Linked DNA regions of Homo sapiens: region 1 is linked to region 2. Evidence: read pairs that join two places in POLR2A ChIA-PET (ENCODE). Cell type or tissue: OCI-LY7. All regions are shown on one strand. Each heading gives the region's core, and the rest is flanking DNA. Links, peaks and the distances in the headings are about the cores only.

What was found. ChIA-PET counts read pairs that join two places held together with the same protein. Peaks named below come from ENCODE experiments on the same cell type or tissue, not always from the same donor. Only the 100,000 strongest peaks of a DNase experiment are listed, where the experiment ranks them.
Region 1: POLR2A ChIA-PET joins it to region 2 with 10 read pairs; 3 of 35 experiments call an interaction of 5 or more read pairs at or near these places.

The regions. Positions count from the first base shown.
Region 1 is chr4:70,665,972-70,671,337 of GRCh38, reverse strand. It overlaps JCHAIN (joining chain of multimeric IgA and IgM), which reads left to right and starts at 4,830. Exons shown (of 4, transcript NM_144646.4): 1 at 4,830-4,911. The coding sequence starts at 4,848. In OCI-LY7, for the core only: CTCF peaks have their summits at 3,568 and 3,792; DNase peaks (open chromatin) are centred at 3,237, 3,706, 3,942 and 4,767; H3K4me3 peaks cover 2,608 bases; H3K27ac peaks cover 5,000 bases.
Region 2 is chr4:70,893,292-70,898,676 of GRCh38, reverse strand. No RefSeq gene overlaps it. Among named protein-coding and RNA genes, the nearest start is that of MOB1B, 6.4 kb to the left of the region's middle. In OCI-LY7, for the core only: no CTCF peak of the experiment used is centred there; a DNase peak (open chromatin) is centred at 2,756.

The sequences.
Region 1 (5,366 bases), core at 367-5,366, 230 kb after region 2:
ACTCCACAAGGAGTTAAGACATAATGATGACGACGATGATAATAATAAGTAACTAGTACTTACATAACACTTATTGTGTGCCAAGATCTAACTTCTTCACATGATGTAATAGATGTAATAAATATTAACCTGACAACAATCCTGTGAAGCATATATTGTTATTTCCCCCTTTTACAGATAGAGGAAATTAAGAGAGATTAAGTGATTTGTTCAAGGTTTGTCCAGTGTTACCTAGCTAGAGAGTGGTGGAATTGGGGGATAAACCCAATCAGTCAGGTTCAGAGCCCTTTCTCTTAACTATTATGCTATATTGCTTCTCAATCTCCCCTGCTTTTAGGGTCCCTGATCTCTTGGGTGATTTTCTTGAAACTCTCCCTCACTTGAATCTGGGGAGAGGAAGGTGCCCCACCTTTACTCTCTACTCTCCCAAGGGTGAAGCGAGGTGGGATATGTGTGTGGGAGTCTCTTATTACAAACACTATGATTTCAACAAGGTAACAGCTGCTCTTATAACATCCCCCCTCTTCCCTCCCTAGTCTTCTAAAGATGAGATGGGAGTGTATGGGAGCGGTGGAGTGGTGGTTGATGGAAGTAGATTGAGTTTTGTTGCCTCTTTTTAGAAAAAAATTGTATGTGTACATAATAGTTATACATTGAAAACTACTGTTATCTTCCTTAGCCTTGCCTTCAATTCCTGGCCTCAAGCGATCCTCCTGCCTTAGCCTCCTGAGTAGCTGGGACTACAGGCATGCACCACTGTGTCTGGCTTCGTTGCCTCTTAACAAACCTTGGAGGAAATATTTGGCTTGCTTTAGATTTGTGGTACTTAGTCATTCTTGTTTATGATCTGTGTGCCTTAGTCACCAATGCTGAGGGAAAGGAAAAGTTACTTTTTAATTATAGAAGCTATTATGGTAGTCCAGGAAAGAGGATGGAGGCTTGGACTAGGTTGGTAGTGAAAACGGAGAGAATCAGATGAATTTGGGATATGTTTTGGAGAGAAAGCCGACAGGTCATGCTGGTAAATTGGATGTAGGGGAGAGGAAAAGAAAGGAAGCAAAGAAGAGGATTTTGGCTTGAGTAACTGATGGAGGTGTCATTTACTGAGATGGGGGAAAACTTGAGACAGAAAGAGATTGGTATGTGAGTGTGAGGATGGATTGGTCATCAAGAATACCGTTTTACCTGGTTAAGTTTAGATACCCATTTAGATAGCTACATGGAGATATAAAATAAAAAGTTGGACATAGGCATTCAGAACTCAATGGGCAAGGTAAAAGTTAAAGTTATACATTTGAGAGTCCTCAGTGTGCCCTATGTTTAAAGGCATGGAATAAGGTAAAATTAATTAAGGAGAGGCTAAGAGAATAGAAAAGATGAGGATTAAGCCTTGATGTCCTCAATATTCAGAGGAAAATTTGGCAAGAGACCCAGAAGGAGTCACCAGTGAGACAGGAGGAAAACAGGGAGTTACATTCTCTGTGTCCCATGAGAATAAAATCTTGTCACAATTTGAATATCCCAAAATATAATGAGTTGTGTCCACAGGGAGTGGAGCATCCAACTATTTCGGATGATTTTCAACTAAATGCTGAATTCGGTTATATAGAATATTGAAAAAAAATTGAGAGTCATGAAGGTGAGACTAAATTACCTTTAAGATCTCTTTCATCTAGCTGAGTCTATCACTGAATCTCTTACTACACAAATCTTAAATGTGAGTATAGAAAAATAAGCCTCTTTTTTTGCTGAGAATTTAGAACACATGGCTAAGTTCTCAATCACTTAACACACATGTAAAGGGTTCTACTATTCACATTTGACATTTTTTTAGTGGCAAAAACATAACTAAAACTGGCAAAGAAGTGGTTTAAAAATTAAACTGGAACTTGTATTTGTATATAGTAGGTTAATGATAAAAAGAATATGCAACAGCTTACCTATAGTGAATTATAAGCAAATACAAACTTCAGCTAACTTTTCAGTATGGCTATTTATTTAAAAATTACCTTTATTAATCTTTTGTTCTTCCATAAATAGTTATTGCTGCTAGTTATTCTGCACTCCCTTACTTCCTGCCCTAGGCCAGTCTTTTTTTCCATTAGTTTTCAAACTTCAGTGCACATCAGAATCAACTGGGATGCTTTTTGAAAATACATATTCCAAGGTCACATCTCCAGAAATTCTGAGTGTTACCAAGAAATCCATATTTTAACCAGTACTACAAGTGGTTCTAGTCAGATGATCCCTAGAGCACACAAGGCAAAACACTAGTCCAGATCCTATGTTGCCAGCATAGGTAATTCTCTTCTAATGACAAATGTGTCACACTTTATTTTTATTAACGCAATTTATTTTAGATTTATAGTTTACATAATCGAAATATAAAAATGCAAGATTGGCCAGGCGCAGTGGCTCACGCCTGTAATCCCAGTACTTTGGGAGGCCGAGGCAGGCAGATTACCTGAGGTTAGGAGTTCCAGACCAGCGTGAACAACATGGAGAAACCCCGTCTCTACTAAAGATACAATACTAGCTGGGCATGGTGGCACATGCCTATAATCCCAGCTATTCAGGAGGCTGAGACAGGAGAATTGCTTGAACCTGGGAGGTGGAGGTTGCAGTGAGCCGAGATGGCACCATTGCACTCCAGCCTGGGCAACAAGAGCAAAACTCCATCTCAAAAAAAAAAAAAAAAGCAAGATTGGAAGAATGAAAATATCAAATATAGAGCTTTTCTTTAGGTTAGTAATTATGAGTTAAATAATCTTTGCTGTTATAAAAAAGGAAACTTTTGGAGAAGTTTTAATTTGTTCCCAAGGATTTACTCAACTTGCTTTGGGAAGGCAGTCTAGCCTTGAGTTTATTTTTCAAGAATTAAAAAGGTATCCAGCTGACTATTAATTACTATTTTTTTTTGAGTGATTGAATAAGTCAGTTATTTAGAAACTTCAGTTGGGGGTGAGGATCTTTTAGAGTGGTTGATAGTTGTTTTGACCTCCTGACCACAAACTAAAATAATGTGCTTTCAGGTCTGTTTCTTTTTTTAATAAACTGTCCATGTGATGCCAGTATATTTTCCCTAAACTCAAGTAGTTGCTAAGTCCTACTGATAGTAGAAATTAAAATAGGAATAAACTTGGACAGTATAGTAATATTGCGTATGACAGTGCCTGACACTTTGTTCTTACAGACTTTCAATACATACTCTGAAGAAGTGCAATCATGTGCTAGCCTTTAATGTCTCTTTCATCCTGTCATTTCGTATTTCTAGCTTTGAAGTCTGCTTGCCTTACTTATGATTCTGAAGTACTCCTAATTACCTCTTAAAATTCTAGGAGTCCCTTCAAAAATTAGAGCTGAGAACCAGAAGTAACACGGATTTGATGCTGTTGTGTAACCAGCATATTCTTGGAACCAACCTTGCCTAAGAGACAGGAAATTCCAGCATGTTGGAGTGGGAGTGCAGGGGGTGCTCTGTCCAAAAGCTCAGTTAAAAAAAATGACATTAATTAAGTGAAAAAAATTTTACACAAAATACTGCAGTGATTCAGTTTGCTTTTGAGGCATCTCAAAAATCATCTTATGGGTTTGCAATTCTGAAAGGTGTAACTAGACAGAAGGTCCGTCTTAATGCTATCAAATTAAAATATGGCAACTTATTTATCTGGTATATACCCGCTTCTTTTTTTTTTTTTTTTTTTTTCGAGATAGAGTCTCCCTCTGTCACCCAGGCTAGAGTGCAGTGGTGCCATCTCGGCTTACTGCAGCCTCTTGCATCCAAGATTCAAGCGATTCTCCTGCCCCAGCCTCCCGCATAGCTGGGATTACAGGCCCTCACCATGTCCAGCTCATTTTTGTATTTTTAGTAGAGACGGGGTTTCACCATGTTGGCCAGGCTGGTCTTGAATTCCTGACCCCAAGTGATCCACCTGCCTCGGCCTCCCAGAGTGCAGGGTTTACAGGTGTGAGGCACTGCGCCCAGCCAAGTATCTACCAGCTTCTAATTCCAATTCCATGTTTGAGCTTATAAAATAACTGAAAGTAATCAAAATATATTTTGTAAGATATATACAAAATACAGATTTTGTGAGATATATACAAAATACAGATTTTGTGAGATATATACAAAATACAGATTTTGTGAGATATATACAAAATACAGATTTTGTGAGATATATACAAAATACAGATTTTGTGAGATATATACAAAATACAGATTTTGTGAGATATATACAAAATACAGATTTTGTGAGATATATACAAAATACATATTTTGTGAGATATATACAAAATATATATTTAAATCTGGTAGCTTGGTTAATTAAGGACTAGTATAAAAAATTAACATAAGATACACTTGGGACCTTAAAGGACTTTCATTTCTCTCCCCTTCCTTCATCTCTCCTCCTTCACTTACCTTCATTTATTATTCTAGGCATGACAAGTGTCAGATGTCTGATTTGAAGACTAATATGAATATATCTAGGTAATAAAATGGAAAATCCCTATTTCAACATTCTTAATGGAATCCTTCCTTGAAATTATTATTAGTCTTCTGGTTTAAACATTTATATAGTGTAAATGCAAAATAAAAATGATTGTATCAAATTATGGTTTTTATTTGGATGCTTTGCAAGAAAATACTTAAATGTGAGTCATACATTTTTCCAGTTCAGCATTTAAACTTCAGACTTCAACCACAGTTGTGATTGTTTTTAGTTTGTTAGCTGCCTGGAGTGTTATTTTAAGAAAGCAGAAGCACCATCATTTGCACACTCCTTATAGATCACACACCTTAACCCTGACTTTTTTTGCTCCAGTTTTTCAGAAGAAGTGAAGTCAAGATGAAGAACCATTTGCTTTTCTGGGGAGTCCTGGCGGTTTTTATTAAGGCTGTTCATGTGAAAGGTATGTGATATTTAGAAAATGATCCCAGATCAAAGGAAAAATATAGGACAGATCTGTTTTTCAGTTTTAAACATTTATGCCTATGCTTTGGTTGGCCAGTTAGCCAGCTACTTTTTCCTAACATGCTTTCATCTTTCTATGGCAGTTGTCTTTACATAGATAAGACTCTTTTTATTCTTTTTTCTCTTATCTTACTTACTTGTTTGCCTACTACAAACTAGAGAATAAGAAATTAGCTAACTACAGATAGTCCTGCTTATATGAATGTCCATATTGAATCTTAAAAATCTATAATCCTTCCCTTGAGTCTCTTAAATTAATATTCTGGAGAAATGAAATAATAATTACTGTAAGTACAACATGGAATGCATTGGGATTTTATTTCCCCAAAGAGGCTGGTATTGGTTTTAACAGCTTTCCTGGATCTGATCCCACAGATTTATTATGACCCTTTA
Region 2 (5,385 bases), core at 333-5,332:
GAATCTCTTGAACCCGGGAGGCAGAGGTTGCAGTGAGCCAAGGTCACGCCAATGCACTCCAGCCTGGGTGACAGAGTAAGACCCTGTCTCAAAAAAAAAAAAAAAAGAAAGAAAAGAAAAAAAGAATGGAGGGCCCAGGCACAGTGGCTCATGCCTGTAATCCCAGCACTTTGGGAGGCTGAGGCAGGCAGATCACCTGAGGTCAGGAGTTTGAGACCAGCCTAGCCAACATGGCAAAACCCCATATCTGCTGAAAATACAAAAATTAGCCCTGCGTGGTGGTGGGTGCCTGTAATCCCAGCTACTCGGGAGGCTGATTCGGGAGAATCACTTGATCCTGGGAGACGGAGGAAGAAGTGAGCCAAGATTGCGCCACTGCACTCCAGCCTGGGCGACAGAGCGAGACTCAGGCTCCAAAAAAAAAAAAACAAAACAAAAAAAGAAAGGAATGGAGACATGAAAGACTGATGAAGCTTGATGTCTTTCAGTGCATTTATTTATTGCTAAAACCCACAAAGCATCAAAACACAGAGCCTGCCGGGCGCAGTGGCTCACACCTGTAATCCCAGCACTTTGGGAGGCCAAGGCGGGCGGATCACCTGAGGTCGGGAGTTCAAGACCAGCCTGACCAACATGGAGAAACGCCGTCTCTACTAAAAATACAAAAAAATCAGCCAGGTGTGGTGGTGCATGCCTGTAATCCCAGCTACTCAGGACGCTGAGGCAGGAGAATCGCTTGAACCCAGGAGGCAGAGGTTGTGGTGAGCCAAGATTGTGTCATTGCACTCCAGCCCGGGCAACAAGAGTGAAACTCCGTCTCAAACAAACAAACAAAAACAACAACAAAAAAACAAACACAGAGCTTATTATTTAATGTTTAAAATGGAAGAAGGAATGTTTTATTGACCACAAACCTAACCCAGTACCCTCCCCTTCAAGCTCGTTACTCTTTTGAATATGAGGTTTATGCAATAGGATGGCTAGATTTTGGGTTATAATCATTTATCTACTCAACAAGAATTCATTGAGTGTCTACTATGGGCCTCTGAGAGTTAAAAAAAAAAAAAAAAGGCCCTAGTGTTTACCATCTGAATCCTATAGGTCATTGGGAAATACAAGTAATCAAATAAAAGCAAAGTTAGAAAATGTGTAAATGTCATGAAAGAAAGGGCCTTGTTGTATATGAAGTCTTTTTTATTTTTTCAAGCAGAGTCTCACTCACTCTGTCACCCAGGCTGGAGTGCAGTGGCACGATCTCGGCTCACTGCAACCTCCACCTCCAGGTTCAAGTGATTCTCCTGCCTCAGCCTCCCGAGTAGCTGGGATTACAGGTATGCATGACCACACCTGGTTAATTTTTGTATTTTTTAGTAGAGACGGAGTTTCACCATGTTGCCCAGGCTGGTCTTGAACTCCTGACCTCAAGTGATCTGCCTGCCTCAGCCTCCCAAAGTGTTGGGATTACAGGTGTTAGCCACTGCACCTGGCCTGTATATGAGTATATATTAAAGGGATCTTACCTATTTTGGTGGTCAGAGAACTGGATCTTGTCTATTCAGAAGTGAGTAGCATGTATATACTCCTTGTATTGTATTTAAATTCTGGTTACATTTATAAACAGCATAATTTGATAAAACAACTTTCCTAATCATCATGCCAACTCCCTTTTGGTGTTTGGAAGCACCACAACATAAAAATTGATTTTTGTTTTCAAAAAGCCAGTCTTTCAAAACTTTTTAGAAAGTACTACTTTGTGTATAATTTTGAGGATCTTAGTCCATAGGACAAAAATTATGAAAGATTCACTGGCCAGGTACAGTGGCTCACGCATCCCAGCATTTTAGGAGGCCAAGGCAGGAGGATCTTATAAACAGCCTGGGCGACATAGGGCAACCCTATCTCCACAAGAACAAAAAATTGCTGGGCATGCACCTGTAGTCCCAGCTACTTGAGAAGCCAAGGCAGAAGGAGTGCCTGAGTTCAGAAGTTCCAGGTGGCCGTGAGCCGCGATCCAGTCACTGCACTACAGCCTGGATGACAGGGTGAGAACCTGTCTCAAAATAAAAAGTTTCTTGCATGGGCCTTGTACTTGCTCAATAAATGCTGAATTGAATTTCTTGGTACATCAAGTTTACCATTGCCCGCAATTAACTGTTTTTCCCACTAAATTCAAACCACATAGCAGTAAGCTGCCATGGGGAGAAGGAGGGAAGGTCCTTTTCAAGCCTATTCAAAACAGCTTATCCCAAATTGATAGGACATTACCAAGGTTGGAAAGTCTAAAATTAACTCCGCCAGCTGTGTTTTGGTTTGCTTCAGATAGCACATGGGCTCAGGGGGCTCAATTTGCTAGGCTTGTTTGTTGCTCCAATCTGCTGTGCTCTGAAAAAGTTTGTTTGCCTGGAGTGCACGTTGTGCACAAGACATGGTAACTAGGCAGCTTGAAAGTATATTGGAACTAAACAAATAAGTCTCTCCTTGAATCTCAGAAAAGCCTAGCAACAATGTAGGGGGATGGAGGAGTTATTGCTGAGTAGGTCATATGAATGGTTTAACATTTAACCTTGCTGAAGTTTCCCAGAGAGCAGGCTGCTGATGTGCTGACAGAGATGAAAAGATGACGATGTAGTTTCAAAGAGTCTGTGTTTTTAGCCCACCCATCTCCACGAGGTCCTTTAGCATGAAGGACCATATATAGACATAGAGAGTATCCCAACTGGGTGCAACTTAAAAATATCCTAAGTATCAGCAGCTGTTACTTTCACCCACACAAATTCACAGTTGGCTTAATTAAATAGTGCCTGTTCTCAAGAGCCGCAGTACCCTAGGTACTTATGCTGCTTCCCTCTACTTCATTTCCTTCCTCAAAATAACAAAAAGCAGAATGGATGAATGAAAGGAATCAATTATTAGCAGTTCAGGGTTTGCTTCTATGTAAATAATAGAATGTAGAAGTCAGATCTTTGAATAGGGTTTTGACTCCCTGCCACTGGAATCCAAGGACAACCACTGGAATCCAAGGACCCTATGCAGTCCCTACTCTTGGACATTTGTTCTCTTGTGCCCATGGCCATTACCACGCCCTCTTCTTGGCATCTCTCTCATGTTTTCCAGAGTTGTCATAGTCACAACCATAGCAACCTGAGCAGGCCACAATCCTCTTATAGCTGGAGACATGAGATACTACGTTATACAACATAATTCCCCTGTCCTACACCAACAGGAGTTTGGTTCCCAATAGTCAAACCATTTATTTTTCCTCAGGATAAGTATTCCAGCCTTTCCCAAATGTTACTATTTTTGAGGTTTCTATGGCATCAAAGTAACCAGAAAGCATCCACTGAGTGGAAAACCAAGGTAATCAATCCCACCTTGAAATTTGACCAAGTATTTCTAAATCCCTTATTTATGGGCTGTACTCTGTGTTTCCACAAGAATAATTCCATTTGAATACAGAATAAAGAGATTTAGCAAAAGAAAATCTTAGTAGGCAAGAAGATTTCCTATCCAAAATAGTGCTTTTAAAGAAAATGATCTTGTAATGCACTCCTTAACAGGGAGCTGTCTGAGACCTTTCTGGAACCCTGCAGGGTGAAGGACCACTTGCAAGATTCAGTCAGTTGTCAGTGATGTTTCTTAAACATCTGCCATAAACCAGTCACCACACTAAGAGTAAGGATACAAAAGAAATACGCAATATCACAACCTCAAAGAACTCATTTCTTGTTTGTTTTTGGTTTTTTTTTTTGAGACAGAGTTTCACCATGTTGCCCAGGCTGGAGTGCAATGGCACAGTCTCAGCTCACTGCAACCTCCACCTCCTGGGTTCAAGCAGTTCTCCTGCCTCAGTCTCCCAAGTAGTTGGGATTACAGGCATGCGCCACCACGCCCGGCTAATTTTTGGTATTTTTAGTAGAGACAGGGTTTCACCATCTTGGCGAGGCTGGTTTTGAACTCCTGGTCTCATAATCCACCTGCCTCGGCCACTGCGCCCAGCCAACAAAGAACTCACTTCTAATGGCAGAGGCTGACATGTAAACAAATCATTACAGGACAAAATGATTCCTTTTATAACAGGATTATACACAAAAGGCTACAGGAGGCCAGACACAGTGGCTCACGCCTGTAATCCCAACACTTTGGGAGACTGAGGCAGGTAGATTACCTGAGGTCAGGAGTTCAAGACCGGCCTGGCCAACATGGTGAAACCCCGTCTCTACTAAAAATACAAAAATTAGCTAGGTGTGGTAGTGGGCGCCTGTAATTCCAGCTACTTGGGAGGCTGAGGCAGTAGATTCACTTGAACCCGGGAGGCGGAGGTTGCAGTGAACCGAGAGCACACCATTGCACGCCAGCCTGGGCAACAAGAGCAAAATTCCGTCTCAAAAAAAAGGCTACAGGAGCCCAGCTGATTTTTATTTTTTAAAAAAGGATTGATTTGAGGAGGAAGATAAGGATCAAGGAGTGTTTTACCAAAACAAGGGGAGTTTTAAAGGATTATTATACCTTCTCCAGGTTTAGAAGAGGCGATGGAGGAGTAAAAAGACGGAGAAAAGGCGTTGCAGAAAGAGGACGCAGCATGTATAAAGCCTAAAATGTGTAAAGGCATTAAAAAAAAGTGTAGACGAAATGCTGACTACTGCAATAGTTGGCACATTAATATAGACTCTCATTTGCTCGTTCATTCAACAAATATTTATTAAGCACGAACTGTACACCACTTGTGTAAGTATACACTGGGGACATAATAGGGTACAAAATCAAGTTCCTCCCCTAAGAAGTTTACATTCTAGTGGGGAAGGGATATTCTAAATATGTCAGTGTATAAACTCCCTAGTTGTATTTGCATTTTAATTATCCCTAACTATGACATGAAAATCTCAAGCCTTCTTTTTTCTTTTCTTTTTTTTTTTTTTTTTTTTTTGAGACAGCGTCTCGCTCTGTGCCCAAGCTGGAGTGCAGTGGCGCGGTCTCGGCTCACTGCAAGCTCCGCCTCCCGGGTTCACGCCATTCTCCTGCCTCAGCCTCCCGAGTAGCTGGGACTACAGGCGCACACCACCACGCCCGCCTAATTTTTTGTATTTTTTTTTTTTTTAGTAGAGACAGGGTTTCACCGTGTTAGCCAGGATGGTCTCGATATCCTGACCTCGTGATCCACCCGCCTCGGCCTCCCAAAGTGCTGGGATTACAGGCGTGACCCACCGTGCACGGCCCAAGCCTTCTTGAGGAGTATTTTTTAAAAGATCAAGGTATCAGGAATCAAGTAGGGGACAAATTCTGGAATCACAGCATAAAGACAAAAGCTCTCTGATTACTAAGCAGACAATAGTTCCAATGCTCATTTGAACTGTGTGCTTCAGTTGATAACACAGAATCACAAATTCA